2 separate regions of the Homo sapiens genome follow, and region 2 is linked to region 1. The links are chromatin contacts, found by Hi-C or POLR2A ChIA-PET in ENCODE. All regions are on one chromosome and are shown on one strand. Each heading gives the region's core, a stretch centred on a gene start or an enhancer-like site at or near the end of the contact. The rest is flanking DNA. Distances are from core to core; before and after follow the strand shown.

The links. Hi-C counts contacts between places; a loop is a spot of excess contacts on that map. ChIA-PET counts read pairs that join two places held with the same protein, here RNA polymerase II (POLR2A). Pooled maps may share reads with other maps.
Region 2: a loop to region 1 is called in a map of CD4-positive, alpha-beta T cell, with 4 times the contacts of the local background. The contact joins the promoter of YY1-DT here to the promoter of EML1 in region 1. A Hi-C loop is called at or near these places in 1 of 168 maps with a recorded cell type or tissue (CD4-positive, alpha-beta T cell) and 7 of 50 pooled maps. POLR2A ChIA-PET finds 5 or more read pairs at or near these places in 2 of 52 experiments (AG04450 and HEK293T).

What each region holds. Positions count from the first base shown.
Region 1 is chr14:99,790,023-99,795,772 of GRCh38, forward strand. EML1 (EMAP like 1) reads left to right here and starts at 3,391. Exons shown (of 22, transcript NM_004434.3): 1 at 3,391-3,521. The coding sequence starts at 3,455. RefSeq lists a silencer at 3,085-3,564 and an enhancer at 3,312-4,143.
Region 2 is chr14:100,235,953-100,241,702 of GRCh38, forward strand. It overlaps YY1-DT (YY1 divergent transcript), which reads right to left and starts at 2,669. Exons shown (of 2, transcript NR_189150.1): 1 at 2,519-2,669. YY1 (YY1 transcription factor) reads left to right here and starts at 3,192. Exons shown (of 5, transcript NM_003403.5): 1 at 3,192-3,971. The coding sequence starts at 3,293. RefSeq lists enhancers at 2,254-3,106, 3,944-4,103 and silencers at 2,344-2,943, 3,004-3,083, 3,234-3,303, 3,794-3,843, 4,114-4,793.

The DNA of each region.
Region 1 (5,750 bases), core at 2,141-4,640:
TGTAATTATTCTAAATTTAGCTTTTTTTTAGAGTAAGATTTTACCACTGTGGGAAAAACATAGCTGTTTAATACTCTAGGTTAAGAGAGCAATGATCTTCTTTATCATCTCAAAAGAAAGTGGACTGAGTTCTTAATTGTCTTATTTGTAACTTTAGTGGAAATAATATCTTCTAAGAAAATCTCCAGCTCAATTTGGCAGCTGAAGTTTTAAATATATGTCTCCTTTCCCATGTCTAAATTGTGGCCACCAAATATCATAACATTAAACATAAGGAATGCTAACATTCTTTTTTTCTTTTTAAGATCGGGTCTCACTCTGTTGCCCAGGCTGGAGTTGAGCATTGCCCCAGCTGCACTGTATGGAATGCAGTGGTGCAATCATAGCTCACTGCAGCCTCAACCTCCTGGGCCCAAGTCGTCCTCGCACCTCAGCCTCCCAAATAACTAGGACTACAGGCACACACCACCACACCCGGCTTTAAAGAAAACCATCTTCTAATTATTCATGATTATTACTTCCTTTTCAAGTTCAGAAATACCACACCTCAGCTTTTTATGCCAATCATCCAACATATCCTGAAGTATAAAACTGCAAAGTGGAATAGAGAGAGCATGAACACTGGAATAGACAGATGGGAAATGAGGAAGATGAAATGTGCATCTGGGTGTTAAGTCTCACCCTTTGAAAGCCGCTTCTCCATAGCACCTGCCTGCTGCCTTAGAGAGGCAGAGAACCCACCTGTGCCAGGCGGGCGCAAGAGGACACTTTACCTGGCCCTCTGCCAACTTTGGCCCCTCCCCCCATTTCCTTTCCCTGCCAAAGTTTTCTTTTTTTCTTTTCCTTTTTTTTTGTGACAGGGTCTTACTCTGTCATCTAGGCTGGAGTGCAGTGGTGTGATCTTGGCTCACTGCAACCTCTACCTCCTGGGCTCAGGTGATTCTCCCACCTCAGCTTCCCAAATAGCTAGGACTATAGGTGCACACCACCATGTCTGGCTAATTTTTTGTATTTTTTTTGGTAGAGACGGGGTTTCCCATGTTGCCCAGGCTGGTCTTGAACTCCTGAATTCAGGCAATCTGCCCACCTCGGCCTCCCAAAATGCTAGAATTACAGGCATAAGCCCCGCCCTCGGCCTCCCTGCCAAAGTGTTCTAACGTGCATGTACCTGCCCTCTCCCTTTGATATCCAGCAACCTATTGCATCACCAGGGTGCTCCAGGTCACCTGGGAGCCCTCTGCCACCAGACAGAAGAGCCTCACCCCAGCCTCATCCTCCTTGACTCTTCCTGCAGAGAACTCTACGCAAATGCCCACTGGAAGCTTTCTGTGCTCTTAGCTTAGAGAGACAATGTCCTCTGCTGATTCTCCTGCCTCTCTGACCATTCCTTCGGAATGTCCTTCTCTCTCCTTTGTCAAGGCTGTACCCCAGCCCCTGTCCGATTTTCTATTCTCTTCTTTAGAGACTTCATCTACAACCCCTTTGCTGACAACTCCCAAATCTCAATTCTTTCTCTCCAGTTGCTACAGGGCACTTCTAATTGGAGGTTGTGCTGTCCCCGCTTGACCTTCCTGTCTTTCCAGCTGTATGGTCCTATAGCAACTTCCCTCTGGCCGGCCCTTGGTGCCTCATTTCTGGAGCACTGCAGACATCCTGGGCTGTTCCAGCAACAGGCCGCGGCCCCTGCAGCCCAGTCGGCAGGCAGACCCAGCTCCCTAACACAGCTCTCAACAGTGGCCTGCCTGCGTGAACCCTCCAAGCGTTCCTCCATCTCCCCCCAAGTCTGGTTCAGGCTCCTCTGCAGCTCTTGGGGCCTCTCTTACCTGGCCCCTTGCCCTCAGTCCAGTCTTATTTCCCACTTGTCTGCACAATGTCTGCAGGCACCGTTCCTTCTTTCCTCACTAGCAGTGTCCTGCCCACTGTCCTCCATCCACCAAGTCACAGTCAAACCCGCAGCACCTGTGGCCCTTCAGCCTTCACTCACAATGTATCTTCCCAATTAACAATCCTGCTAGGACAGGAATAAGCTCTTAAACTTCTCCCTCTGCCCACAGCATATAGCACCAGTCCTTACTAACCCATGCACTAACCGTGCCGCACGCAGAGTGACAGAGCCCTGTCCCTCACCTGCCATCTACTGATGTCCAAGCTGGGCTTCTGGAAGGACAGGCCTCTGAGCCCAAGCGAGACCTACGAGTTTTCCTAATTTTAACTTACTCAGTTCTTATTTCACCTACTCTATTCAACCTGCACAAGTTAGTACCTACCATTTCAGATTTTGGCATGGAACTGAATTATGACTGATGCAACAGGAAGTGTAAACGTTCTGCAGTCTCTTTGGGACCAAGCTCATTCTTGGGTTAGATGATCCATTTTATATATTCTAATTTATTGCTTCCCACTCGTTATTTGGCGCATCTTTACTTACTTTACTCCATGGGTATAAAATGCGAACCATTAACAGCATTTATACGTGTATGGCCTGGAAAAGTTACAAACTCATAGATCTATGTGTTTCTCCGACTGCGCTATTTTCTCCTAACTCTTGGTGTCTTTCTGATGTAGAATAAATACTGATTTCCTTAGTCCTGTAGCAAGTTAACAAGCCTGTAACGTGACAGATCTGTATCCCAGGGGCTGATCATAGAGAAACCACAAAGCGATGTTTTAGCTGCGTCGAGTCCTCAACACGGGGGACTTCCAGCCTGGTACCAGGATAGCCTCTCTGGCCCAGTGTGAGCGAAGGTTCGAGCTGACTTGCCAGTCCCGTGCTAAGTCTCACTGAGGCAGGGCCTTGCTGCCGCGGAAAAACGTGTGGACAGAGGAACGCGCCGGTCGGATGTGGGCCACAGTGAGCCGCGGCGTGGAAACGGCCGAAATGTGCGGGCGCGTTGTCCATGTTTGGTCGTGGAGCTGCCCGCGGGCGCGGGAACAGCGCGTCGGGGGCGGGTGGGCTTGGGTGTCCGTGGCGGAGGTTACCCCGGGCCCCACGCGCCCGCTCTCTCCCGGCCTTGGTCTTTGTCCCCGCGCCCCCGCAAGGGCCGCCCGCCGCGCCCCGCAGCCCCTGAGCCCCCGTGCGCGGAGGCGGGGCCTGGCCAAGGGGACAGCGGGCGGCAGACGCGCCCCTGCGGCTCCCAGGCCGCCCGGGCCGCGCTCCCCGCGGGGAAAGAGGCCGCAGGCGCGGGGAGGCTCGGCCCCGCCCCGCCACGTCCCCCTCCCGGCCCGGGCCCCGCGGCCGCCGAGGCCGCCCCCTCGCGGGCGGAGCGGGCGCTGGGCTCGCGCGGCTGCGGCGGCGGCGGCGGGCCCGGGGTTGCCATGGTAACCGGCAGCAGCAGCCGCCACAGCAGGGCCGGCCCCAGCGCCAGCGCCGGTCGCGGTCGGGCTCAGCTCAGTGTGTGGTGAGCGGCGGCGGCGCGGCCGGGCCGGGGAGCGGGCGCGGCCCGGCGGCCTCAGCATGGAGGACGGCTTCTCCAGCTACAGCAGCCTGTACGACACGTCCTCGCTGCTCCAGTTCTGCAACGGTGAGGGGCGGCCGCGCGGGGCCGGGGCGGCGAGCGGCTGGTGGCGGGCGGCGGCGACGGCGACGGCGGGGACCAAGCCGAGGGGCCGAGGCCCGGCGGCCGCGGGCGAGGCCGCGCAAAGTTGTTGCGGAGGGGCGCGCGGTCCCCGTTCCCGCCGCCGGCGCATTGTGTTGGAGCCGCGGGGCCGCGCCTCGCTCCGGGCCGCCCCGGGCTCCCCGCCGCCACCCCGGCTCCCGGCACTGGCGCGCGGACCCCGCCGGCTCCAGCACCCGCGGAGCGCGCCCGGGCGGAGGCGCGTGGGGCACAGGGCGGCGGGGAGGCCCGGGCAGCCTCCGCGTTCCGGGGAACGTGTTGCTTTTTTGCTTCCCGACCCACATCTGTTTGGAAATGACTGGATGAAGAACTCGGGAAACAAATCCTTTAATAACAAAACCCTCCTGCGAGGATGCACGCAGTGTTTGGACCCCCAGAACCCATTCAGGTCTACTTTAATGAAATCATCACAATTTAATACAATCTAGAGCTTTTTAAATGGAAAGCCAAAGTGGACCTGGCCTCAGTGTTGCTTCTTATTTTGTTTATGGGATAATGGATTCTTTTTTCTTTTTTTGTTTTTGCAATTTTACAGGAAGGAAACATTCATATCCACCAATATGGCATCTTTTTAAAAATATGAAATCCTACATGCTTGAAAGATTTCAGTCTCATTGGCAGGGTTGAAAAAGATTTTCATAGCACACTGAATATTTTATCAGAACATGATGTGTGATAATTCACGCACAAAAGTTAACCACACTTTTTTTTTTTTTTACATGTTGGATTTATTGCTCCATCAAAGGGCCCCAAAAGTTTGTTAATGGGAAAAAAAAATGTGTATTTGATAGAATTTGCTTAAGTGCAGTCGGAATAATTTTGAATTCTAGACCCTTTGACAACTGGAGCAATTTATTTTGCTATTGTATTGTGATTTAGGGAAAGTTTTCTTGTTATTCGACACCTGTTTGTCACTGTAGCAGTAAAGAGTAATGAGTGTGTTGATTCATCCTCTGTAGTGGTATTTTTTATCTCTGGTGAAATTTATCATCTTGTTCATGGTAGAATGTATACTCTGATAGCTTTTGCAGCTTATACTTTACATCTGAACCATTTGTGGGCCTTCATGAATTTAGTAATTCCCTCTTCAGTGGAATTAAAGAAAGTTTCTGCTTTTTCTCTGAATTTAACGCCAGTTTCCAAGAGCAGAACACCTGTGTTTTTGAGCCTCAGAAGGTGTTGAGGGCAGGTAGAATGTATTTGGTATGCTGGTGGTCCCTGGAATACTTTATAGTATAGAGTCATGGGAACGGTTTTGCTCTCCAGTAGGTTAAATAGATTCCTCAATTAACATTTTGAATAGGTTCCTTAATTGACTTATAATCAATCATATTTGAATTATTGTTTTTGATCTAAAAAGTAGTTATATGCTTATGGTAGAATTCTCCCTATGCTTAGTTGGAAAGATATGTGGCTGAAATTTGTATTAAATGACTTTGAGGCATCAGGTCTTACAAATTTAATCTGTGGGCGTATTATTGACAGCTTGATTTGCGATATGAAAATGAGCCTAGATATTTTTATTGGAGCAGTTGTTTGGGGCCTGGTCATACTGTTCCTAAATAGCAGTTTAGTCATGAAGTTGACCTACACGTCTGTTCATGAATGTTTTCGTTTTCTGCATTTTCCTTTTAATTGCCAGCCTAGAGATATTGGCATGGTATTTTACTGGTGGTGATGTCCAGAAGAAAGTAAAAACCAACTCTTATATTTTGTAGAAGTATTGGTTTAAAGAAAAACCACCTTAACTAGAATCAAACAATAAGATCACTTTATAACTATTGAATTACTTTTCTCAAAAAGTTCTCAGCTCTGTATTTGTTATTTTTTTTTTAGGTTGTCTAATGAATAAAGTTTAAAGCAAGAGTGGCCTATGGGGCAGAAGTCAATGTTAACTGGTGATGTCTTAGGCAACAGATGTTTTGATGTGAAACATTTTAAGAGGCTTTCATTAAGTGAAGATATAAATGAATACAAGTCAGTTAATTACTATGATGATTCAATTAAAGCAGTGGATCACAGAAATGCCATTTCACTAGGAACTAAATTAAACATTTGGATATTTCATTAGCTACATTGGCAAACAATTTTTTCTTTTTAAATGAGAGACTTACATTACAATGGCAAGACAGCAGC
Region 2 (5,750 bases), core at 1,419-3,918, 450 kb after region 1:
AGGGTTGAGAGACAATAATCAATTATTGCCAAAATAAAAGGACTCTAGGAATTCAGAGGGAATCCCAATGCATTTTGTACAAACAGAACAGAATAAAAGTAGGGAGGCTAGGTGCACTCCAGCACTTTGGGAGGCCAAGGCAGGAGACCAGACTGGGCAACAGAGCCCTTAAAACCTCATATCCAAAAAAAAAATTTTTTAATTAGCTGGGCATGTGGTGGGGCACCTGTAGTCCTTAGCTCTTTGGGAGGCTGAGATGGGAGGACTGCTTGAATCCAGAAGTTCAAGGCTGCAGTAAGCTATGATTGTGCCACTGCACTCTAGCCTGGGAGACAAAGCTAGACCCTGCCTCAGAAAAACAAAAACAAAAAAACCCACAGCAGTTAAATTTATCCTCACTTTTATTACTATTTTTTAGAGACAGAGTGTCACTCTGTCACCCAGCCTGGAGTGCAGTGGCGCGATCTCGGCTCGTTGCAACCTCCGCCTCCTGGTTTCCATTAACTCACCTGCCTCAGTCTCCTAAGTAGCTGGGTCTACAGGCGTGCACCACCACGCCCAGCTTATTTTTGTATTTTCAGTAGAGACGGGGTTTCACCATGTTGGCCAGGCTAGTCTGGAACTCCTGACCTCAGGTGATCCACCTACCTCAGCCTCCCAAAGTGCTGGGATTATGGGTGTGAGCCACCACGCCCAGCCTATCCTCACTTTTAGAATCCCATGATTCTGAAACTGCAATTTGACCTGTCCTTTTAAAATAATTTTTACCTTTAGCAAGTGCAAGCAAGCGAGAGCCACACGACACATTATCTTTGCATGTCTAGTCATAAGATACTCCACCGTTAAACAGTAGAAAACAAGAATATCTCCCACTAGAAAAACTTAAGGCCTAACAGGTCACCTCCTATGGGGCAAGTTTAAAAAGCTATTTTCTGGAGCAGGTACTAGGATGGCCTTCAGGAGCATTTTAGTGCTTTCTGACCTACTACCTTTCCTCAAAGCTTTCAATCCTTTTGGGCTTTCTCCACTTGAATGTGAACACCTACAGATCTACAGCTCAGAAACCAGGATGCTTAATGGGTAATTCCCTCATTTCTCTTGCTCTCACAATTGGTGTTTATGGGGAAGTATCAACTACTTGCAGTGCCATTTCCCCATCAATTACTAGAGAGTGGGGAAAGTGAAATTTAAAAAGCATTAAGACATGTAAAAGTTCTCCCACAACTGGTTTCCATTCATGAAATATTTATGCAGAGTTTATAAGCTATAAAGCCAGAGATGACTTAATTCAACAGATTTGACTTTTCCAAACTGAGTGGGTGCAGTACTCCAAGGGGAATTATTCAGGTTTCAAAGCTCAGATTCAAAGAGAAAACGATCTAATTTGTCACTCCTTACACTAATATTCTCAAAAGTCAAGTCCAATGCGATTTAGCAATAAGAAGGGACTAGGATTTATAAAGTTGCCTTTTAATGAGAATGTATAGTCTACTTGTTTTAACAAGTTGAGCCTAAGATTAATGTATTGCGTACAGTTCAGAAAATCATGGGCCTCAACTGCATGAACACTATTACAAAACAGTAAATGTTGATAATATTTAAGTTGAACAAATTCACAGAGGCGTTAAATCGGCCAAACGAGTACAACAAAGACACACCTTTCCAACTCTTCAATTTGTCATAGTTTCCTTAAAAATCAGGAAATCTTTGTTTTGCTTTAAGGCAAATTGTCAGGTCGACCAAAAGGACAGATAAGAGCAGAAACACTTCGCTGCAATGTAACTCATTCAGGAAGGTTTAACTTGCCGCTAATCCGTGCCACAAAAAAAAATCTAGGCTCTGTTGCAGGTACAATGGAGGACACGGCTGAAAAAATTTGGAATTTTAAATGAGACAAATGCAAAACCTGGTGGGCGTAAAAAGGAGCACCTATGAAAGTGACAAATAGGGGGAAAGGGTGGGCAAGGGAAACAATGGCTGACTGGAGAGCAAAGAAGGGGAAGCTCAGGAGAAAATTTTAGAAAGCCGCCAGGACCCTGTAGTTCTAAGATCTACGGGGAAACAGGCACCCAACGGCTGCGTCTCAGGTTTCCGCGGGTCACTAAAGAATAACGGACATCCTCCCAACGGTGGCCCTGGGGCTCCGCGGGCGCTTCCGCCGAGCTCGCGCCGACCCCGCGCTCGGCCCCGCACCCCGCCGGGCGCTCGCGGCGAGATACCGGACGCTGCCCGCGTCGCCCGATTTTGTCCGTTCGGTCCTCCACACTCACCCCGCGGCCATCGCTCGCCCGAAGCCAGGCGACAAGAACAAACACCTCCCGACGCGAAAAAGGAAGCACAGGCGATTCTCGTCAAAGCAGACTTTATTGGGGCGACAGGGCCGCCCCGCACGCGCCAGCCGCTCCCCGCGCGGCCCCCGGGCCGCCCACCCGCCTCAACCCCGCTCCCGGCCGGCCCCTCCCTCCCTTCTCCTCAGGCTCCCGCCCCCGTGGTGCCCGGGGCCGCGCGGACCGCTCACCGGCTCCCAAGGCAGCGGCTGTAGCGGCGACGCCCCGTTCCCGAGTGCGGCCCCGGCCCGAGGCGGCGGGTTTTGTGGCTGTTGCACCGCGAAGGGCGGCAGCCGCGCGACACCGGGAAGCGGGAGGCGGTGGCGGCGGCGGCGGCGCGCTGACGTCACGCGCCGCGGGCCAGCCAGGGCGCGTGCGAGCCGCCCCGCCCCCGGTCCCATCGGCCCCAATCCGGGAGGAGCCCGGCGAGTGGGCGGGGCCGCGGAGGCCAGCGGACAGATCGATTGGCCGAGAGGAGAATCGAGAGGGCGAACGGGCGAGTGGCAGCGAGGCGGGGCGGGCTGAGGCCAGCGCGGAAGTCTCGCGAGGCCGGGCCCGAGCAGAGTGTGGCGGCGGCGGCGAGATCTGGGCTCGGGTTGAGGAGTTGGTATTTGTGTGGAAGGAGGCGGAGGCGCAGGAGGAAGGGGGAAGCGGAGCGCCGGCCCGGAGGGCGGGAGGAGGCGCGGCCAGGGCGGGCGGTTGCGGCGAGGCGAGGCGAGGCGGGGAGCCGAGACGAGCAGCGGCCGAGCGAGCGCGGGCGCGGGCGCACCGAGGCGAGGGAGGCGGGGAAGCCCCGCCGCCGCCGCGGCGCCCGCCCCTTCCCCCGCCGCCCGCCCCCTCTCCCCCCGCCCGCTCGCCGCCTTCCTCCCTCTGCCTTCCTTCCCCACGGCCGGCCGCCTCCTCGCCCGCCCGCCCGCAGCCGAGGAGCCGAGGCCGCCGCGGCCGTGGCGGCGGAGCCCTCAGCCATGGCCTCGGGCGACACCCTCTACATCGCCACGGACGGCTCGGAGATGCCGGCCGAGATCGTGGAGCTGCACGAGATCGAGGTGGAGACCATCCCGGTGGAGACCATCGAGACCACAGTGGTGGGCGAGGAGGAGGAGGAGGACGACGACGACGAGGACGGCGGCGGTGGCGACCACGGCGGCGGGGGCGGCCACGGGCACGCCGGCCACCACCACCACCACCATCACCACCACCACCACCCGCCCATGATCGCTCTGCAGCCGCTGGTCACCGACGACCCGACCCAGGTGCACCACCACCAGGAGGTGATCCTGGTGCAGACGCGCGAGGAGGTGGTGGGCGGCGACGACTCGGACGGGCTGCGCGCCGAGGACGGCTTCGAGGATCAGATTCTCATCCCGGTGCCCGCGCCGGCCGGCGGCGACGACGACTACATTGAACAAACGCTGGTCACCGTGGCGGCGGCCGGCAAGAGCGGCGGCGGCGGCTCGTCGTCGTCGGGAGGCGGCCGCGTCAAGAAGGGCGGCGGCAAGAAGAGCGGCAAGAAGAGTTACCTCAGCGGCGGGGCCGGCGCGGCGGGCGGCGGCGGCGCCGACCCGGGCAACAAGAAGTGGGAGCAGAAGCAGGTGCAGATCAAGACCCTGGAGGGCGAGTTCTCGGTCACCATGTGGTCCTCAGGTGAGCGCCGGCCGCGCGCCCCGGCCCCGGGATGTTTTTGTTTTGAAGGGAAGCCATGTTTTATGTGTGTGATGGGCGCCGCCATCTTCTTCGCCAGGGCAAGTATGGCGGCCCCAAAAGATGGCGGGCCGTGCGGCGGCGGGGGCGCGGCGGCGGCGGCGGGCGGCGGGCCGCGAAGATGGCGGCAGGCCGCGGGGGGGAGGGGCCGGCGCCGCCCGGCTAGGCCGCAATGGCGTAGTTTCTCCGAGAGGGGGAAGCGCCGCGCGGGGCGGAGACGGCCGGGGGAGGGGCCGGCGCGCTCGCTCCCCGACGCCCTCGCTCCCCGCGCCCGCATCAACGGGCGCGCCCGCCGGCCCGTTGTGGCGGCAGCTGCGCGCCCCCGGCCCGGGCGGGACGCGGGAGGTCGTTGGCGGGGCTGCGCCGCGGCCTCGCGGGCCAGGGATTGCTGCCTCCGGGACGCGCGCCCCCGCCCCCGCCCGGCGCTGCCGTTACCCCATCGGCCGCTGGAGGGCGCCGCGGGCGCTTGCCCCGCCCGCCCCCAACTTCCCCGGACTCCCAACTGCTCCCCGGTGGCACCTTCCAGAAGGAGGGGGCTTGGCACTCGTGGGCGCCCTCCGGCCTCCTTGCTCCCCGCCCACCCAGCGCCGGGCTGGACCCTGCCCCGGCGGTCACGCTCGCCCAAGTCGTCGTTTGCTGCGGGGCGGGACTTGGGGCTGCACGTAGGGCTCGCGTGTGCGGGCTCCGAGCGTCAGTCGGAGCCTGTCACCGCCGTTGCCAGCGAATTCCTGGCCTTTTCGCCTTCCTGCGGTACCTAGTGGAAAGGGCCTGTGAATGTTAGCGAATAATTCTTAGTCACTTACGTTTTGGGAAAGCTTTTTTTTTTTCCCTCAAGTATTTAGCTCTTCTGAATAGGTTGGGTTAGTTTACTCAACTGTGGACATTTGCCAGTAAATAAAATCGGGTAGTTTAATTTTAAGCCTTTATGGTTTTTACTTTGTAGAAAGGTATCTATTTTCCCCATGAAAAGAACGATAATAGAAAGCGGGTTTTTTTGAGTTTTGTTTTACTGTTTTAATACTACTTTTAACGAAGGCCTGAAAACCATCTAGAGCAAAAGGATCTTATCTGCCTGTGTAAAATCTGTTTTTACTTCAAAGGCAATTATTAATTCAATGCTGGTTTTTTAGGTCAGTATCCTATTAGTATATTCATATGCTACCTAGCTAAATTGCTGAGATACTAAATAGACTGAGAATAATCCTGCCATCGTAGTTAATCTAATGCCTGTGATGATTACGTTTAGTACTCCATATAAGCGGTGGAACCTCTTCCCTATAAGTACTTTAAAGCTTCATAAATTCTCAGAACTGAATGGAGACTCAAAATATGGTGACCTTTGAGTATTAAAAGATCGTTAAAATTCGGAGGAATGAATGAAACAGAAATGAAAAGGCTGGACTGAAAAAGCTAGTTTGTATCTGGTGAAAGCCTCAAGATGAGACAACTACAGCTGGGTGGATCTGTGATTGAAAGAGGCCTGAGCAAAGGGATCTAGGAGCTGTCAAAATCTAATAGGAAGGTGCTAACAGGCGCTGTCCTGCATCCAGGGTGCCTTGTAGAATTCATAGCAGTTTGAGTTTAGCAGAAACTATGTTTAAATGAAACATGAATACTTTAGTACTTAATGGTTATCAAAAGATAATTTCCATGTATTTTGGTAGCTCAAGAGATTACATACTGATCATGTTGGAACTAAAAGTCATGGTTTTGGCCGGGCGC